Linked DNA regions of Mus musculus: region 1 is linked to region 2. Evidence: chromatin loops called from intact Hi-C (ENCODE). Cell type or tissue: heart. All regions are shown on one strand. Links, peaks and the distances in the headings refer to the core of each region. The heading gives the core; the rest is flanking DNA.

Region 1 (9,473 bases), core at 2,988-5,487, 380 kb before region 2:
AAACAGAGGGTAGAGCTGTCTTTCTGGATGGTCAGGGACACGGTCTCCTTAATCTCAACCCCCACCTCCCTATGGACCCGAGACTCCTCCAGGTCAGGGTCTGGTGGTGAAAGTTTCACCAGGGCCGAGTCATAATGAAAAAGCCATCTTCTAAGGACTTTCACTGGGAAACTATGCTTGAGCTGAAAAGTTACCACAGGCAGGCAACAAAGTAGCTGCTGTGCTGTGATGAGCAGGAAGGGGAGGCCTAAATGTGAAGGAGAGATCCCTCAAGTCCCACCTCAGCACCAGGGCCTCCCTCAGACAGGCTGCTTGCAATCCCTCCCCTCTAAAATGGCAGCTGACCACAAAGCTAATGTCACTACACTGTGCCCGACAGGGACAGTGTTTCATCCTCACTACATCCTTTGAGGCAGGAACTCTTATGGTCTTCATTGTACAGAAGATGTGTTGGGGCTTACTGAATGAGCTAGAGGCAGGGATCTGAATCCCAGACAGCAATAGCAATTTTCATTTTCTTCTCTGCTGCACAGCCAAGAAGCTGTTACCTGGCAAGGATGCTCTCTTCATTTGCCTCATCTCAACTCAAGACAGGAAATGGACTAAAGAGAACTACTCCCAGCCGTTTCCCTCTAGCTCCCCAGTCTCTCTAGCTCCACGGTCTCTCAGAACACCCTCCCTTCACAGCTCAGAGCAGCAACACTGGCCTCCTGCAGAAGAGTGTGGTCGGGAGTGCGGGGGGCCTAAGCTGCTTGGATGGGGAGCCCAGGAGGGAGGCAGCAGGGACGGAGAGGGATGCCTACGGATTATCAATGTCGTCCCGCAGCACGTTGAGGGTGTAGTACACGCGGGCCCGGAAGTACAGGTGGTGCAGGTGCTCCGTGAGGTCCTTCCTCCAGCTCACGTACAGCAGGTTGCAGGTGAACTGGTCAAAGCTCTTCAGCTGTGCATGAGGGAGGCAGGGGAGAGGGAGAGGAGGAAGAGATGGCTTCCTGCGAGTCTGGGTTCGAAACTCAGAGCTGGCAGGAGCTTCTGCTGAAGGGGCTGAATCCACAGTGATCACGTCAGCGCACTTTCCTTTTAAGGCTTTGGATCACGTGACCGCACTTTCCCCATTTGTTCACGTGCCTATTCCTTCAACAATCTCAAAGAGCTTACAGAAAGCAAACGCCTCAAGTCCTTTCCTGCAATGAACATCTCATACTGAGTGCAGGGGAGCTGCTGGGGACAGGGAACCCTAGCACACATTACGACACGAAAGGGCAATCCCCAAGAAACTGCCAGGCAGGCCTGAGAGAGGACATCAGGCTGGGTCTTGGTAGAGCCCTGCCTCATCACCTGCCATTTTCTGAAGAGCCATCATGCTAAGCACAAGGGAAAGGACAAGGCGTTCACAATCCAGCCAATGAGCAGCTGGTAGCAAAGGTGTAAGGGGTGCGACAGCTGTCTCCCTGAGGAGCAAGTACCCACAGAGAAAGGCTTGAATTTGATGGAGGAAACACAAAGGAAATTAAGGAGGACTCAAGAGAGGTGCCAATGAAGGTATCTTGAAAAAAAAGGAGGCTGTTGCCAACTCGAGTAGTGGAAGGCGCTACTGGACAAGAGGAAACAGGCGAGAGGGCGGGAGGTGTGACTCCAGGCTGAGTCACAGCTCAGCTGCCAGAGAAGTAAGAGCTCTCTGGCTGCGGATCCTGGTGTGAAAGTGTTCTGAGCTCCCTGAAGTGAGAGTTCTGGGAGAGGAAGGGACCTTGCCTGTTTCTACTGAACGTTAAACCAGAAAGTTTATCCCAACAAAGCCAATAGTAAGATCAAGGCCCTGCCTCGGGACCTGACCTTCAGGGGAAACATGGCTCTAATTCCCAGAAAGGGGCAGAAAAAGACCCAGAGCTCGGTCCCTGCTTCCTGAACACTCAGTCCCGCCAGGTATCCTACTAGACTGGAGAAAGGGGGCCACAGGGGAAAGGAGAGTCCTTACGGTGGAGTTGAGGACAATAAGTGTCACGGCCAGCAAGGTCAGTGCCTTAAATCCATCCAGGTCTTTGTTTCCCAAGACTCCATAATACTGACTGGGGATCAAGCCAACTTGGTAGATCACCAGTTGCTCTGTGGGGAGGGAGAGGAGGCGGAAGTCAAAGGGGAAAGGAAGACACTCCCTCCTGTTAGAGACAGGGAAAGGAACCCCAAAGCCCGGTTCTTCCCTATTGCCCAAAGCCCATTCACTCACCCAGGAGGGTCACGCACAAGAGCGTCATGAACATTAAGACATTCTGTGATGACCAAGAAGGAAAGAAAACCTTCTGTATCCTCACGAACCTCTGGACAAGTTGCAGATCTAATCTGGGCCTGCAGAAGTCAGGACAGAGGATAGCTGAGCCTTACAGAAGGTAGTGAGCTTAGCCTTACTATTATTCATAGGGTCCAGGCTTTGCACACACAAACAAAAGACTTATGAATGCTGAAGATGGTAGAATACAGAATGCTTGTGGGAAAAAGTATATTACTAACCTACCAGAAGCAAATGTAAAAAAATAAATAAATAAATAAATTAGTGAAGATACCTTAATAATGATGAATAAAGTAGGAAGACATTTCTCAAATAAGACCCCAAACCTACAAACTATACAGGGTAAAACTGGTGGGCTTGATTTAGACTTACGTATTTTATTTAACACAGTACCACAGACTTTGGTGAGATGAGAGAAGGTATTTGCAGAATGAAATTGATAAGGAGTTACAAGCTGGAACATGCAAGGAATCTCCGCATGTCAAGGTGTTTCTTTCTTTCTTGGTCTTTTAAGACACAGTGTCTCTGTGTAGCCTTGACTGTCCTGGAACTTGCTCTGTAGACCAGGCTGGCCTCAGACTCACAGAGATCTGACTGCCATCTGCCTCCCATGTGTTGGACTTAAAGGCGTGCGCCAACACGTGATGTACCCAGCACATCAGGATATTTCATAGGAAAGTGAGGAGAGGATATAAGCAGGCAGTCTATGAAAGGGACAATCCACGAGCCTAATAAATGTACTAAGTTAGCACAGTGTAGTTGACAAGATGGCTCAGCCAGCAAAAGGTCCAAGTGTTTGTCGCCAAGATCTGAATTCCAGCCCCAGATCCCACTGCGGAAAAAACCAACTCCAAAACCTGTTCCCTGATCTCCATTCCTGTGTCATGGCACACATATCACACGTGCATGTGCATGCGCCCCCCCCCAATAAAATAAAAATAAAGTTATTACAATAGGATACCATCTTACAGGGCTGGAGGGATGACTCAGCAGTTAAGAGCACTGACTGTTCTTCTGAAGGTCCTGAGTTCAAATCCCAGCAACCACATGGTGGCTCATAACCATTCGGTAATGATATCTGCCCTTTTCTGAGGTGTCTGAAGACAGCTACAGTGTACTTACATATTATAAATAAATAAACCTTTAAAAAATACCATCTTACATACATCATTTAGATACATATTAGGAAAAATAAACTAAACAATACCAAATATGGGGATGGTTATAAGGGACACTAGAACCTTTATATATTGCTGTCAGGAACTATAAATTGGACGCGACCACCCCAAAACATTATAGAATTAAGTATGGCTCAGCATTCTATCCTGAGGTGGATAACTTAAAGAGAAACCATCAGTATCTATCTATCAAGAGACAATTGCCAGGATATTCATTACGGTGTACTTTGTGGTGCTTGAAATACTGGAAGTAATCCAGGCATCCTTTACTAGGGAAATAGAATCTATCCAGGGTGACGCTGAGCACCATTCAGGAGTGAAAAGTCATATAGCATGGATGACCTAAAAAACCCAATGCTCAGTTTAAAAACTTCTCTCTTTTAAAAAATCACAACATGATTCATGAATCCAAAGTCAACATATATTTTAAGGTAACAGGATAATTTAAGTAAGAGGGTCTGAAAAAAATTAATGCAAAGGAGGGTGTGCCAAGAGCAGATCGGAATTGAGAACGAAAACTAAGGGAGGAAGATGCCAAAAGAGGGGGGTCCGCAGTACCTAGAGTGAGGCAGCGTCAACTCCATTCTGTGCAGCCAGGGTTCCAAATAGCCCAAACTGAAGGAAAGTTGCAAGGAAGGACCCGCAGGGGAGCAGCCCCTTCCCCACTGCCCAGGCAGTGCGTCCCTGACAACCCGGCCGTCCTCACTAGCCCTGCTCACCTGGCACCAGCTCGGGCCGTGGGTCCCGGGACCGCCATGACCCGGGATGCAAGCGACGAGGCGACCGAGCAAGCCCGGTGTCCTCCCCGGGCAGAGTCCTCAGAGCTCGGGGCCCCGCCCTAGGAGGAAAGGGGTGGGACTCTGGCGACCACAGAGACGCGCTAGATAGAGAAGACGGCTCCGGCGCTGTGGCCGTTCCCGGAAGCGCAGCCTTTCCTGAAGAACAAGAGAGTAGCAAGAGGTTATAGAGCTGGCCGGGTGGCCAGAGCGTCCCCTGTGGGGCTGGGAGGTTTCTTTTGCCAACTGGTAGTTCCGAGTGTAACTTTCTCCCAGAGAAGACAGCGTGATCTGTTTTTTAAAAAATTAATTAATTTAAAAAATACATATTTATTTAGTGAGCTATGTGTGTGTTCACGCGAACTGTGAACCAGGGCGTAAGTGTCAGAGAACAACTTTGAGGAGTCAATTTTCTCCTTCCATCATGAGGGCTCCCGAGGAGCCAACTCAGGTTGTCAGGATTGGCGAGAAAAGCCTTCATCGGGTGAGCTGGCTCCCTGGTCCCAGCACGATTTACAAGATTTTCTTGAAAATGTATTTTATGTATAGGAATGTTTTGCCTGCATGTATGAGTACCACGTGAGTGCCTGGTGCCTGCAGAGTCCAGAAGAGGGCATTGGAGTCCCTGGAACTCTAGTTACAGACCCAGGGCTTCTGAAAGAGCAGCCAGTGCTTGTAACCACAGAGCCATCTCTCCAGGACGTCCCATCTCTCCCCAGCGTGATTTTGTTTGTTTGTTTTTTGTTTGTTTTTCGAAACGGGGTTTCTCTGTGTAGCCTTGGCTGTCCTGGAACTCACTTTGTAGACCAGGCTGGCCTCGAACTCAGAAATCCGCCTGCCTCTGTCTCCCAAGTGCTGGGATTAAAGGCATGCGCCATCATGCCTGGCCAGCGTGACTTTTTTTTTTTTTAAAGATGTATTTATTATATGTAAGTACACTGTAGCTGTCTTCAGACACACCAGAAGAGGGCGTCAGATCTAGTTACGGATGGTTGTGAGCCACCATGTGGTTGCTGGGATTTGAACTCTGGACCTTTGGAAAAGCAGTCGGGTACTCTTACCCACTGAGCCATCTCACCAGCCCCAGCATGATCATTTAAGTCGGGTAGATGTGACTTAGTGGTAAACGACTTGCGTGTCATACATAAGGCCCCAGCACTACAGAAATAAACATATAAATCAGTTTTCCAGACATATATGGCAGCTCAACCCTGTAATTCTGGACCTGAGGCAGTAGAGCAGGAGGATCAAGAGTTCCAGATATGCCTCAGATACATAGAAAGCGCTGAGTTCATGATTAGCCTGGACAACAGGAGACCTGCCTCAAGGGGAAAAAAAAAAAAAAAGGGTAGAGGATCCTCACTTTACATTTGCAGTTTTCAACACTACTGATTTATAGTGGGTTTCTGGTTTGGTTTGGTTTAGATTGCAGCTGTTTTGGTTCTTTTGGTTTATTCTGTTTTTGTTTTTGTTTTTTCTTCCCGAAACAGTGTTCCACTGTGTAGCCCTGGCTGTCCTGAAACTCGCTCTCTACACCAGGCTAGCCAGGATCTCAGAGATCCACCTGCCTCTGCCTCCAAGTGCTGCGATCCTTAAACGAGAAATGTATGAAATGCTTATAGACTGACTAAAGTGCCCAATGAGAGATTCAAGGAAACAATAATGGCATTTCACATTTGCATCTAAATGTATCTTCCTAGCTCTTGATCCTTAAGGTCAACTCTGGAACAAACACTCAACAAGTCAACAAAGTAACAATTACCAGTTGTTTTCAGAGCCTTTTAGACTTGCTTAGTGGCAAGCTCAGTTATCTTTACAAAGCTTCGTGTCCATGACAAAGATACCAAACAAACAAAGCAAATAGGCTTCCCCAACTTCAACACTAATGACTGTTGCGCCTGTTGGGCCTGGCCTTTGTAGGGTGAGTTGTAGGAGACTGAGCAATGTCTCAGGACTGAGCAGCTGGAAGATGCCAGCAGAGCAGCTGTCCTTAACCCAGCCAATAAAACCATGCTGTCAAATATCCCTTAGCAGAAGGAAGGACCAAAATTCTACCCTCACTCTGCTCCCCAGAATGGAAAACAATGTTTCGGAATGATAGAGAGGGACAGCCAACTTAGGACACAGAAACAGAAGGTCCAGAAAAAACTCTGAGAGGATGGTAACCGAGATTTCTGCAGGGGGAAGAGCTTAATACTTCAGGGTACGATTTTCTAAGATTTGATTTTTAAGCAAGCAAGCAAACAAACACCAGCCAGATACATCAAGACACAAACATCGAAAATTAAACATCACTTAAAGCATGATGGAGAGATGGCTCAACAGTTAGGAACATTGGCTTCCAGAGGCCTAGGTTTGGTACCCAGTACCTTAAAGAAAGCTCATCACTGTCTCTATAACTCCAGTTTCAGGGGTATTGAGGGCTTCTTTGGCCTGGATAGGCACTTCGCAAATATGGTACACAGACATACATGCAGGTAAGACACCTAGACACACATGATAATAAATCAAATAAAAGAAAGGAACAGCAGAGGAAAGACATCTGCTTGAGCCTCCACGTATACCTACACTGGCTAGTGTATACACTCCACACATAGCACACCCAGGAACTGCCTACCAGACACGGACACACAAACACAATTGAAAGTTGCAGCCTTCATGGTAGAAATCACTCAGGACTTCCTGGCATTGGTATTGGTTGTAAGGCACTGGAGCACAAAAAGTGACAACAGCAATAAGCCATTCAGCTGATATTCGCCGAGCAAGTAGGTTCCTTGCTTTGGAAAGAATTCCCTAGTCCCAGCCCTTGGGAGGCCAAAGCAGGAAAATCACTGCCAGTTAGAGGCCAGCCTGCACTAACCAGTGAGTTCCAGGCTACAGGGACCACATCGTTAGATCCTATCTCAAAAACCAAACAAATATGGCAGGGGGCATGGCTCATCAAGTAAAGCTGACAAGCACGGAATCCGAGTTTGATTTACAACATCCACATGACAGGAGCAGACCAGCTCCTGCCGGCTGTTTAACCTCCACATTTGCATGGTGTCATGTTTACATCCACAGACATCCACACAGAAGCATGAGTGCATACGTATATGCATCCCATGTAATAGTAATTAAAAACCAAACAATCCCATGAAAGAACTCCAGTGTCCTAACACTGTGAGCTCGGGGGATCAGGAGACTTGGAACTCCTCCATATTCCATCACTGACCAGGTGGGTAGGGCTTCCAATACAATGCTGTGCGCAGTATTTGGGACATGCTATCCTAAAACATTCTGCATTGCTTATGTTCCATTTCAAATGTACTGGGTATCCTGCATTTTTCCTTAGCTCAGTCTGGAAACCTTTCAGCTGGGTGATCTTGCCCAGGCTCCACAGTCCCTTTGAACTTCTTATCTACAAAGCGGAGAAGTTGGGACATTCCTCATTGTGGTGAGAGTTAAGGAGGCTCTTCCTAGGAAGGCGATTAACACAGCAAAAGGCACATAGAGAGTGAGGATTATTCGTTATTAGGGCTCATAACTTTCATTTTTAATTTCTGTATCTCCTAGAGAAACAGAAATATATATTCTATATATTCTATCACGTTAGATTCACACCAGCTTTCCAGAAATGCATCAGTTAACAGTAAGTTATCATGAGTCTGGCCTGTCAGGCAGCTGGCTGGGAGCTTGAGTCAGTCCTGGGCCCCAAAGAGAAGATTAATGACACTAATGTATCAATCAGATGGAATTTCCTCAAGGGGGCAAAGCAGGAAAATAAAACAAACAAAAACAACAGTGTGCTTCTTTAAGAAGCCATTAGGGGGAGTGTGTGCATTTTAGACCAGACCTGGGATACCTTGCTTTCTGCTTTCCATATTTTGAGAACAAAGCAAGGCATGAGCAAGCCCTGGGAAGTGCTGGTTCCAGAAGTTAACCCAGAGCCCTGAAATGCCAAGAAAATCAGTCTGTATAAGACCATGCCTGTGGGGCATCAATGGGAAAATGGTGGGAAGAAGAGAAACCAAAGCCAAGGGTCTAAAAAGGAAAAAGACGGAGAGGTGGCGGTGCATGCCTTTAACCCCAGCCCTCAGCACTGAGAAGGCCAGTCTGGTCTACAGAGCTAATTCCAGGATAGCCAGGGCTACAAAAAGAAACCTTGGGGCAGGTGGGAGGAGGGGGCAAACAAGGGGGAAGGGAGTGATGAGTGTACTGAAAGTAAAAAAACAACAAACAAACAAACAAAAAACCCCACATTAAATTGTATAGCAAATTCCACAGTTCCAGATTTTATAAAGATTCCATCACCACTAGACCAAATACACAACACAATGAAATAAAAGCACAAAACAATGAAATCTTTTTAAAAGGGAGGAGGCAGCCAGGCATGGTGGCACATGCCTTTAATCCCAGCACTTGGGAGGCAGAGGCAGGCAGATTTCTGAGTTTGAGGCTAGCCTGGTGTACAGAGTGAGTTCCAGGACACCAGGGCTATACAGAGAAACCCTGTCTTGAAAAAAAAAAAGGGGGGGGGCTTGTTGGAAAGCCACTTGCCTCCAATGTGTGAAGCCCTGGGCTTGATCTCCCACTCTGCAGAACAGAATAAATTGAATTAATGATCTCAACTTAGGAGAGCAGGAGGCAGAGGGATCAGGAGGTCAAAGCTAAATTGGGCTCTTTATATGATGGGACTCTGGGAGCGGGGAGAGATGGCAGAGGGCTGAGAGGTTTGTGGTATAGACCTTGCCCAGAATGTGGGAATCTGTAACTGACATAATTAAAGGTTTGCAGAGGCTTCTGTCATGTGGTTACTCAATGGTGTTTTAAGGGCCCTTCTCTGCTCTGCTCCCCTTTTTAATAAATGAGATTCTAGGGTGGCTTAGGTGGGATTACAATCTGATAAGAAAATGCATAGGGGCCCTGAGGACTGCATATGGGGTTTAGGACATGTCTTTAAAAGGGGTTTCTGATGAGGGCCCTAGAAACTTGCAAGTTACAGCTGGGACGGAGGAAAGGCAAATGTTATTACCTGTGTGGGAATTCTTGGTTCTCGGCTACTGAGAGACTTCAGTCAAACTCTGGGATGAGAGGTTCCTTCCCTTCCGCAGCATCTCAACAGAATTCCCCAGCCTTCCGTCCTGTCTTAATAGTTCTCCAGAGCTGAAGGAGAATCAGAAGTTCAAAGCCAGCCTAGAAACAAAGAACTGGGGATGACAGGATCAGGATGTAAAGTAGATAGATAGATAGATA
Region 2 (9,473 bases), core at 2,490-4,989:
TACTCTACCACCGATCTTAACTAAAGGGCTTACAATTCTACATCAGAGTTATGTTCTGATTTTAGCTTGCATTACTATCTGAAAAACATCCTTTCAACTCTGTATCATATCTCTCAATGCTAAACAACTTAAATTTGCTTATGAGACTATAACTAGTCTTCAACCCTGTCAGAAATCTGAGAACAAATTAAATACTACCTGAGTATATAGGAAGCACAAACATAGCTTTTTAAAACTTAAATGAATTGTAGAGACAGCTGACTACCTGGACATCCCCTAATTTCTTATAACATTAGAGAATCTATCTTCAGCCTTCTGACCCAGAACCATCTGTCAGACCTTATGTGAAGCAGGAAATAAAAAGGACTAGCTTACTCTCTGTCTTGGCAGAGCTTAGCAGTCAACTATCCCATATCTGTTTGTCCATTTTGGACAGTATTTTGTCTGCAGATGATATAGACAATTCCTGCCAAGGGGCTACCTTGCCATGATAAGTAACCTTGCCTGAAGGTAAAGCTGCTGCTCAATATCTTCTTGGAGCCATGAGGGGGGAGCTGTCAGGAGCAGACATGTCTCTAGTCAAATTTTCTAAAAATAATGAAATGATTAAATGTCATATTCTGTTGATTTCTGATATTTTTGAAGACTAACTATGTAAAATATCTCTGAACTGTTAACCTCAATTACTCTTAGCCATTTCTATTTGCGTACATGGAAACACTCTATTATAATTAGATCTGAATCTAACATAACCATGAGTTTATTTATTTTTTTTAAAGATTTATTTATTTATTATATGTAAGTACACTGTAGCTGTCTTCAGACACTCCAGAAGAAGGAGTCAGATCTCGTTACGGATGGTTGTGAGCCACCATGTGGTTGCTAGGATTTGAACTCCTGACCTTTGGAAGAGCAGTCGGGTGCTCTTACCCACTGAGCCATCTCACCAACCCCAACCATGAGTTTATTATCTGGCCCTTAACTTGTGTTACTTAATCATCCTAAACAGTTTGTAACAGCAGCTATTAGAAGGACTGGGTCAAAGCCTTGTATTCCTAAATGATTTGCATAGGCACAATGCCTATCTAAGGGGAACAATATTAATTTCAAATTTTGTATCAATGTAAGAAATCCACATCAATAAAAACCTTAAACTTGTATCGATCTATAAATTTTATAACAATGTAAAAATTATAACTACGTGGCATAGGAGACCTGTTCATTGTGTCAGCCAAAAAGCAAAGAAAAAGGGCAGGGCAGGCTCCCAGTCTCTCCTTGGACATTTAACAGAGGATGACCTCGGACTTCTGATCCTTTTACTCCCACTTCAAGACTCCTGGGAAAGGACTATAGTTGTGTGCCACCACACCCAGTTTTATGTAATGCTGAGGAACTGAACCCAGTAGATAAGCACTCTACCAACTAAAGTACATCCCAAGCTGTTGGGCATTGAACAGATGAGATTGAAACATTCCATCTCTCAGGAAACTCTTTCAGACAGAAGGTAAACTACACAAAATAGCTTCAGGAAGTCCCTGAAACTGACCAGGTTCACTAGGCTCCTCCCTCCCAAGAGTAAACAGGAAGACTTCCTAGAGTCACTCTCAGACAAGCCTAGATAAGCCTGGCCACAAAGAAGACTCTTAGACAAAAGAAGAAGCCTGAAAGAAGCAGAAACCAGCTAAAATGTCTGGAAGAGGTATAAACGTGTTGGAGGTTGACACTCTCCAGGCTGTGCAGTAGGCTCTAGGTTTCCAGCTTTGGGGAGCTGTCACCCATGCTGGGTGGGCTTTGGTGATACAGGTGTCTTTGAGCCATTTCTGCTCTTGATATTCCTTAACCATATTTCTTTAAGTAACTCTAATAAAACTCATTTGATTGGACTTTGGTGGTATCCACACTTTGGTCTCTTGTGGGCTCCCTCTCTGTGCTGAGTAGATGTGTATTGTTTCCCTTTGGGACAAGTTCCATCAGATAACACATGGCTCTTTCTTGATCTGGGACAAATATGCTTGGGTTGTGAAAACTCATTATGTTTTATACTTGTGTGATGGTTTGTCTTGCGCGCGCCGGACTCGACCAGCAAGAACGACGCTGCAACAGGATCCTTCTGCACACGTTTATTGGGAGAGCTTGATTGCAGAGGCGAAGAGACCCTGAGCCCAGAACTGGTGCTGCTTATATAGGCCTAGGAGAGGCGTGTCTCACACCCGGATTGGTTATGCACTATGCCTCATTTGCATGTTCCTCATCTGATTGGCTACTCTCTCTCTCTGTACCTCACAGAGCCTCATTATCATACCTCATTTGCATGTCTCACATCTGATTGGTTATACTCTCAAAGCCTAATTATCATGCCCGGGCCAGGCAGTGTTTTTGCAAAAAACTTTACTGCATATGTACACATTGGTTGTTTGTCCAAACTTATGCGTGGTGGCCAGCAGTAGTCAGTGCCACTCTGCAACGGCACATGTGGCTTCCCACAGTTTGTATATGCTCGGCCTAGGGAGTGGCACTATTAGAAGGTGTGGCCCTGTTGGAGTAGGTGTGGCCCAGTTGGTGGAGGTGTGACCTTGTTGGAGAAGGTGTTTAAGATCCTCTTTCTAGCTGCCTAGAAGTCAGTATTCTGCTAGCAGCCTTCAGATGAAGATGTTGAACTCTCAGCTCTTCCTGTACCATACCTGCCTGGATGTTAGCCTCTGAACCTGTAACCCAGCCCCAGTTAAATGTTTTTTTATAAGAGTTGCCTTGGTCATGGTGTCTGTTCACAGCAGAAAAACCCTAACTAATACAACTTATGACATGCAATTTTATGTATTTCTATGCTGCTTCAATAAGACACTGAAAGAAGGAATCCCTAGCCCCGCATCTACTACTCATAGTTACCCAAGACAGGTAATGATCTGGTTGCTAGGAAAAAAGAGCAAGGTCACATCTTCAAATTGACATGCTGATACAGTTAAGAGTCTTCAAATTAAGCATGGTTTTTCTCTCCCCTTCCTTCCTTCTTTCCTTCCTTCTGTCCTTCCTTTCCCAGAATTCAGTGTACTACTTCTGATGTTCAGTAATCACCCAAACCAATGGAAGTCTTTAATATTTTGCTGCTAGGGTTCAGGAAATCAGCTTTTAAGTTACCCTTCTCTGACTTTTCTTAGGTTTTTTTTTTTTTTTTTTTTTTTTTTTTTTTTTGGGTTTTCGAGACAGGGTTTCTCTGTATAGCACTGGCTGTCCTGGAACTCACTTTGTAGGCCAGGCTAGCCTCGAAATCAGAAATCTGCCTGCCTCTGCCTCCCGAGTGCGGGATTAAAGGCGTTCACCACCATGCCCGGCTGACTTTTCTTAGGTTTAAGGATTCTCCAACAGGGACATCGTCCGAGTTAAAACCTGGGTTTGATGGTACTTGGAAGGCAGAGGCAGGAAGATCTCTGTGAGTTCAAGGCCAGCCTGGTCACAAAGCGAGTTCCAGGACAGCCAGGGGGTTCATACAGAAAAACCCTGTCTTGAAAAAGCAAAAAAATTTTAAGGGTGGTGGGGTGGGTGGTGGGTGGGGAGGAAACCAATCTAAACAATTCAATTCCTTTTACAGTACCTGTAGGAAAGAATCAGGGCCATTTTCACTTTCCTTCTCCAGAATCCATTTTTCATTCTTCCTATCATTGTCCCCTGTCAGGCTGTGGGTTGACTGAGTTAAATCAGTTTAACTTGGAAGAACTGTCATTTTTACAAAGCTCCCTCTTTTTTACTTAGGACTATGGTAAGCCTCTTCGTGAGTTCAAGTTTAATTTTTATTCTCAGGTAGGATTCTGCAGTTTTCTTCATATAATGTCTAGATTTTTCTTAGTAGAGTTATTACTTGTTTTATGTTCTTGTTGCTACTGTGAATGGAATCTTTCCTCCCCCCTCCCCACCCCCCCATTCAAAACTAAACCCATAGGGCGTTAGGATCTCTATCACTCCTTTCGGCTGTGAGACTCTATGGTTTTCTTGGTTCTATGACAACATTCTATTACCGCCTACATTTTCCGAACCCGAAGGAAGGCGGCAACAGCGAGTACCTGCGCCAAGGTTCCCTCTATCTGGCCTTTGTTCTCCGCTCGATGGTACTGCGCATGCGTAGTTGCCTCAGCACGGTCCCCGCCTTCCCGACCGCGGGCCCAGCTCCGTAGCGCCGGCGCACTGGCGCGCTCCGTTCACACGCTCCGCGGCCTGTAAGGCACCGCGAGTTCCGGCTGTCGCCGTCACCGCCGCGGCTCCTGGAGGTCGGTTGCGACGAGTAACGGCGCCGGGACGAGCCCCGCGCCTTCGTTTCCTATATGTATCCGAATTGGGGCCGGTATGGCGGGAGCAGCCACTATCCGCCGCCGCCGGTGCCGCCGCCGCCGCCACCGGTGGCGCTTCCCGAGGCCTCGCCGGGGCCCGGGTACTCCAGTTCGACGGCTCCCGCGGCCCCTTCCTCTTCAGGCTTCATGAGCTTCCGAGAGCAACACTTGGCGCAGCTCCAGCAGCTGCAGCAGATGCACCAGAAGCAAATGCAGTGCGTGCTCCAACCCCACCATCTTCCTCCGCCCCCGCTGCCACCCCCGCCGGTGATGCCCGGGGGCGGCTACGGAGACTGGCAGCCGCCTCCGCCACCGATGCCCCCGCCACCTGGACCAGCCCTCAGTTATCAGAAGCAGCAGCAGTACAAACACCAGATGATCCACCACCAACGAGATGGGCCTCCGGGTTTGGTTCCAATGGAGCTGGAGTCCCCTCCTGAATCTCCCCCTGTACCTCCAGGATCCTACATGCCCCCATCCCAGTCGTACATGCCTCCACCTCAGCCACCACCCTCGTACTATCCCCCTTCCTCCGCTCAGCCCTACCTGCCTCCTGCTCAGCCATCCCCTTCACAGTCTCCACCTTCCCAGTCCTATCTGGCGCCCACTCCTTCTTATTCTTCCTCGTCCTCCTCACAATCATATTTGAGCCATTCCCAGCCCTACTTACCCCCTTCTCAGGCCTCTCCTTCCCGCTCCTCCCAGGGCCCTTCTAAACCCCAGCTACCACCACCACCGTCCATCCCTTCTGGGAATAAAACAGCTATCCAGCAAGAGCCTTTGGAGAGTGGGGCCAAGAACAAGACTGCTGAACAGAAGCAAGCTGCTCCTGAACCAGATCCCTCTACAATGACTCCACAGGTAAGCACTGTGTCACATCTTTCATTTAGGCTTTACGTGAGCAGGTCTTGGGCTTTAACCAGCTAATGCCTATCGTAATTCCAACAGCCAACGACTAGCCCATTCATACTCCAAAGATCCCCTAAGAGTCAGCCCTGAAAGCCAGGTTTTAAATTGACCATAGATTACCAAAAGAAGAGTAAAGATAAGACTAGGCACTTGAAGTTGTAGTAGGTTGGCACTAGATTTATTTCTCAAATGTATGCCTTAGTTTTCTTTGACCAGCATTCAGTATTTATTGTTGCACAGAGCTTTGTTTTAATTTTTTTTTAAACTAAGATTTTCATGGGGAGGCAGTATAAAAGAAAATTCTTAAAGGACTGATGTTTAAATACATGTAAATATTGACCAGTTAATTTCTTAGGACCAGCAAAATATGCAGGGGCCAGAGATAGCTGTCTGTTTCCAGAAGTGGGTTCTCAGCACATAAAAGATGGAAGTCTCATCATGACATCCTAACTGATGTTGTGAGTTCATGTGGACTCCATAGGCCTCTAGAGACTTGATCCTTGGAGAATCTGTTGTTATATTTCAAAACCATCTCCTAAGGATAATTTTGCCGCATGGTGAATTTGCTACATTTCATTATTATTACCATTTACTTGAAAATAATAGCCTTGGAATTTGGCTGAGGTTTTGAAAAGAAAGTTTTGTGATGGCTGCTCCTGTGAGAGCCATCCCAAAACTTTTTGACAATCTGTTTTGAAGATGTTGCATTCCACAGACCAGTAAGAGGATGACAGGGTTGCAGGAACATAGAAGTTGGGCATGGAAACCTGTGCCTCCATCCAGTATTTGGTCAACAGAAGCCAGAGGATGGGAGAGTTTGAAGCCAGCCTGGGCTACATAGTGAGACCCTGTATCAAAAATAAATAAGTAGGAATAGATCATCTATTGTGACTATTTGACCTCATCTACCTTAAATTCACTAAGAATCTTATGATATTCAAGCTCAGGGTAATGTATAAGATTCCAAAAGGTAATTGTTTATTATTGTAGTTCAGTATTTAAGAGAAGCAGGGTCTGCACAGGAGACACTCACAGGACGGTAGAATAAGTGATTTTGCTGTCTTATACCAAAGTTACATCAGCTCATGAGGATTATTTCCTCCAGTTGCCCAGTTCCTTCAAGCTAAACTATGACCTCAGTCTGACTTTTTCTGGGCATGTAGAGAAACACATGAGTTACATAGTTGACTTGTTGTGCTTGGGATTGAACTTGGTGCCTTGGGTATGCTAGTCAAGTGCTCTATCATTCAGCTACACCCTCAGCTTTGGCTTTTAAAAAGAAGAATGTGCATACCAGACTATCTTAATATAAGTACTCACTAGGAACAAATACTGCTTTTGTTTTTCTGCCTCATCTGAAATGAACTTCTTTCAGTGTTTTGAACATGTAGTGCTTTTGATTCTTGCTGAAAGATAGAAAGTAACAGCAGGGTGAAGCTTGGGGTCTGGGTGTACACCAGATCAAGAAGAGCCTTGCCCATGACTATAGAGCTCATTGGTGGAGTGCTTGCTTAGTATCCCCAAAGCCCTGGATTATATTCCTAGCACTGCATAAACTGGGCATCGTGATACAAACACCTGCAGTCCCTAGCACTGGTGGCAGAGGCAGGAGATCGGGAGTTCAAGGCCATCCAGATGCTACTGGAATTCAAAGCCAGCTGGGAATACAGAAGGAGGAAATGAAATGGGGCTTTGCATGCCCTTTATTTTTAACTTTATGGAGTTTATCCCAATGTCCTTAACTTCTCTCTCACCTTTAAATGGAATACTTTCAAAGCACATCTCAAAATTCAGTCTCCATGAGCCATACATGCAAATCACTCATGTGATTTGGTGATGTTTGTCTTCTTAATGCTCTGCAGCACCTAGGACAGTGCCTTGCAAGTTGTAGAACCACTATAAAGATTTGTTGTGTAAGATTCAAGAGTTATCATTCTTTACACCTAAGGTACTTGCTTTACTAGATGATAAACATTGTATATCCTTCTGTATGTTTTCATTCATATTTTAGATTTGGAAAATGTTATTAAATTTATTATTATATATGATGGGAGTGTGGGCCTGCTGCACATGTACATGACATGGCTCAGTGTGCATATGGAGGTCAGGAGGTGGGAGGACAACTTCTGGGAGCTAGTTGGTGTTCAGGGTATTGTATTAAAAAATGTATGGTGAAAGATTTAAGCATTAAGTAGAGAAAATATCATGAACATAATTTTAAATATTTTAAAGCAAATCTTACATCTTCTGTCCTTCACTCATGTTTTTTTTTTTTCATTTTTTTATTAGATATTTTCTTCATTTACATTTCAAATGTTATCCCGGAAGTCCCCTATATGTTTTGGGGTTTTTCCCCTTTTTTGTACTGGAATCAAGCCACAAGGCCTTGTGCGTGCTAGTTAAGTAGTCTGCAAAGCTACATCCTCCTCTCCAGTGTTCTACATTCTTAATTAGGTTCTTAGTTGGTTTTCTTAAAAGCATTTTTTTCTATTACATTTTATCATTTACTGGGTGTGAGTGGCAGGGGTGGGTGGGGTGCAAGTGCCACTGTGTACATATGGAAGTCAGAGGACAGCCTGTGGTTGTCAGGCTCTCTCAGATGTCTTGGTCTTTGCAACAAGTAACTTAACTGCTAAGCCATCTCTAGAGCCTCAGTTACCTAGTTTTAAAAAGAAAGAAAAGAACGAGGGTGGGAGTGACCTTTCATGTCTTAAAAAATAAAACGCAGAGCCGGGCATGGTGGTGCACGCCTTTAATCCCAGCACTCGGGAGGCAGAGGCAGGCAGATTTCTAAGTTTGAGGCCAGCCTGGTCTACAAAGTGAGTTCCAGGACAGCCAGGGCTACACAGAGAAACCCTGTCTCGAAAAAACAAAAAAACAAAAAACAAAACAAAAAACAAACAAACAAAAAAACTGCAGCCTCAGTATGTAGCACTGGCAGCTAGAACTTGCTATGTAAACTAGGTTGGTCTCCAGCTTACAGAGATCTGTCTGCCTCTGTTTACCTAAAAGGCATGCACCACCATGCTGAGTCAAGATCTTTTTTAGACTGAGTACATTATAAAAGCTTAAGTCTTTGTATTATCTAATGCTTAGTCTCTTTAGATTTCCCTCTTGTCTCCTGTTATCAGAATTCAGAGGAATTCCTTATTAAATCCTCCAATTGTCTCAGTAATATTTTGTTGGTTTGTTCAAATTAAGATCCAACATGGGATAAGATAAATAGAAGATTCTTTTTTTTTTTTTTTTTGGTTTTTTTCGAGATAGTGTTTCTCTGTGTAGCCCTGGCTGTCCTGGAACTCACTTTGTAGACCAGGCTGGCCTCGAACTCAGAAATCTGCCTGCCTCTGCCTCCCAAGTGCTGGGATTAAAGGCGTGCGCCACCACTGCCCGGCGTAAATAGAAGATTCTTAATCGTGTAGGTTAGGGTTTCTGAGTCTGAGCACTGTAAACCTTTGGGACTTGTTATGGGATTTTTTCCCTATACATTGCAGGGTGGTTACTGATGTCTCTAACAATGGTGCCAGTAGTGCTCTCCCTGTTTTGAGAGCCAGAAATGTTTGTAGACATTGTGAGCTACACCACCATAAGTTCTGGAGGGAAGAGAGAGCCGCCTTCTTTGAGAACTCCTGATCTATATCTCTGTTTCTTGTTTCCTTTTTCCCCCTACATTATGCCCTGAATTGGATGAAAAATCTGTCATTCTTTCGAATATCAGACATTCTGACTCTGCTTCTATCTTGATAATTGTGCCATTTTATTTGTTGAGTCTTCTATTTTCTTTTTATAAATTAGAATTTAACTCCAAAGCACTAGACTGAAGATTAGTTGATGTTGACAAATGTATAGAGTATAGGTGTTACACTATACAAGATCTTTATTTGCACCCATCGTGAGTGCCTGGTTGTCCCACAGTTCTTCTGATGCTGAGCTTGATCAATGGATTTAGGTGGGGGCAGTCTGGCTCTCACTGTTGGCTTCTCTTGTCAGTCTTGTATCTTTCTAGTATTTCTCTAGTGACTTACTCATTGATGGTCTTTGTATGACTAAATCATTTCATTGGAATTTTCAGTAGTGTGATTGTAAATCCTTTCTGCAGTTTCTTCCTGACTTAGTGGATGGAATTATGAGAAAATTCACTTGTGAACTAGAGCTATTTGATTGGGAATACAGTTAGTACTGGAAAGATGGGACAAATACTTCACTATTTTCCATTTATTCTCTAGATACTTGAGTAAAACATTG

Evidence for each region. A loop is a pair of places that touch in the nucleus more often than their neighbours do. Peaks named below come from ENCODE experiments on the same cell type or tissue, not always from the same donor. Only the 100,000 strongest peaks of a DNase experiment are listed, where the experiment ranks them.
Region 1: it touches region 2 in a loop (2.9-fold over the local background); 3 of 42 quality-filtered maps call a loop at or near these places.

Annotation. Positions count from the first base shown.
Region 1 is chr12:84,613,102-84,622,574 of GRCm38, forward strand. It overlaps Abcd4 (ATP-binding cassette, sub-family D (ALD), member 4), which reads right to left and starts at 4,365. Exons shown (of 19, transcript NM_008992.2): 1 at 4,182-4,365; 2 at 2,225-2,343; 3 at 1,976-2,103; 4 at 804-943. The coding sequence starts at 4,219. In heart, for the core only: a CTCF peak has its summit at 4,437; a DNase peak (open chromatin) is centred at 4,340; H3K4me3 peaks cover 1,444 bases; H3K27ac peaks cover 1,271 bases.
Region 2 is chr12:84,992,177-85,001,649 of GRCm38, forward strand. It overlaps Ylpm1 (YLP motif containing 1), which reads left to right and starts at 4,145. Exons shown (of 21, transcript NM_178363.4): 1 at 4,145-5,180. The coding sequence starts at 4,314. In heart, for the core only: a CTCF peak has its summit at 4,050; a DNase peak (open chromatin) is centred at 4,105; H3K4me3 peaks cover 1,561 bases; H3K27ac peaks cover 1,646 bases.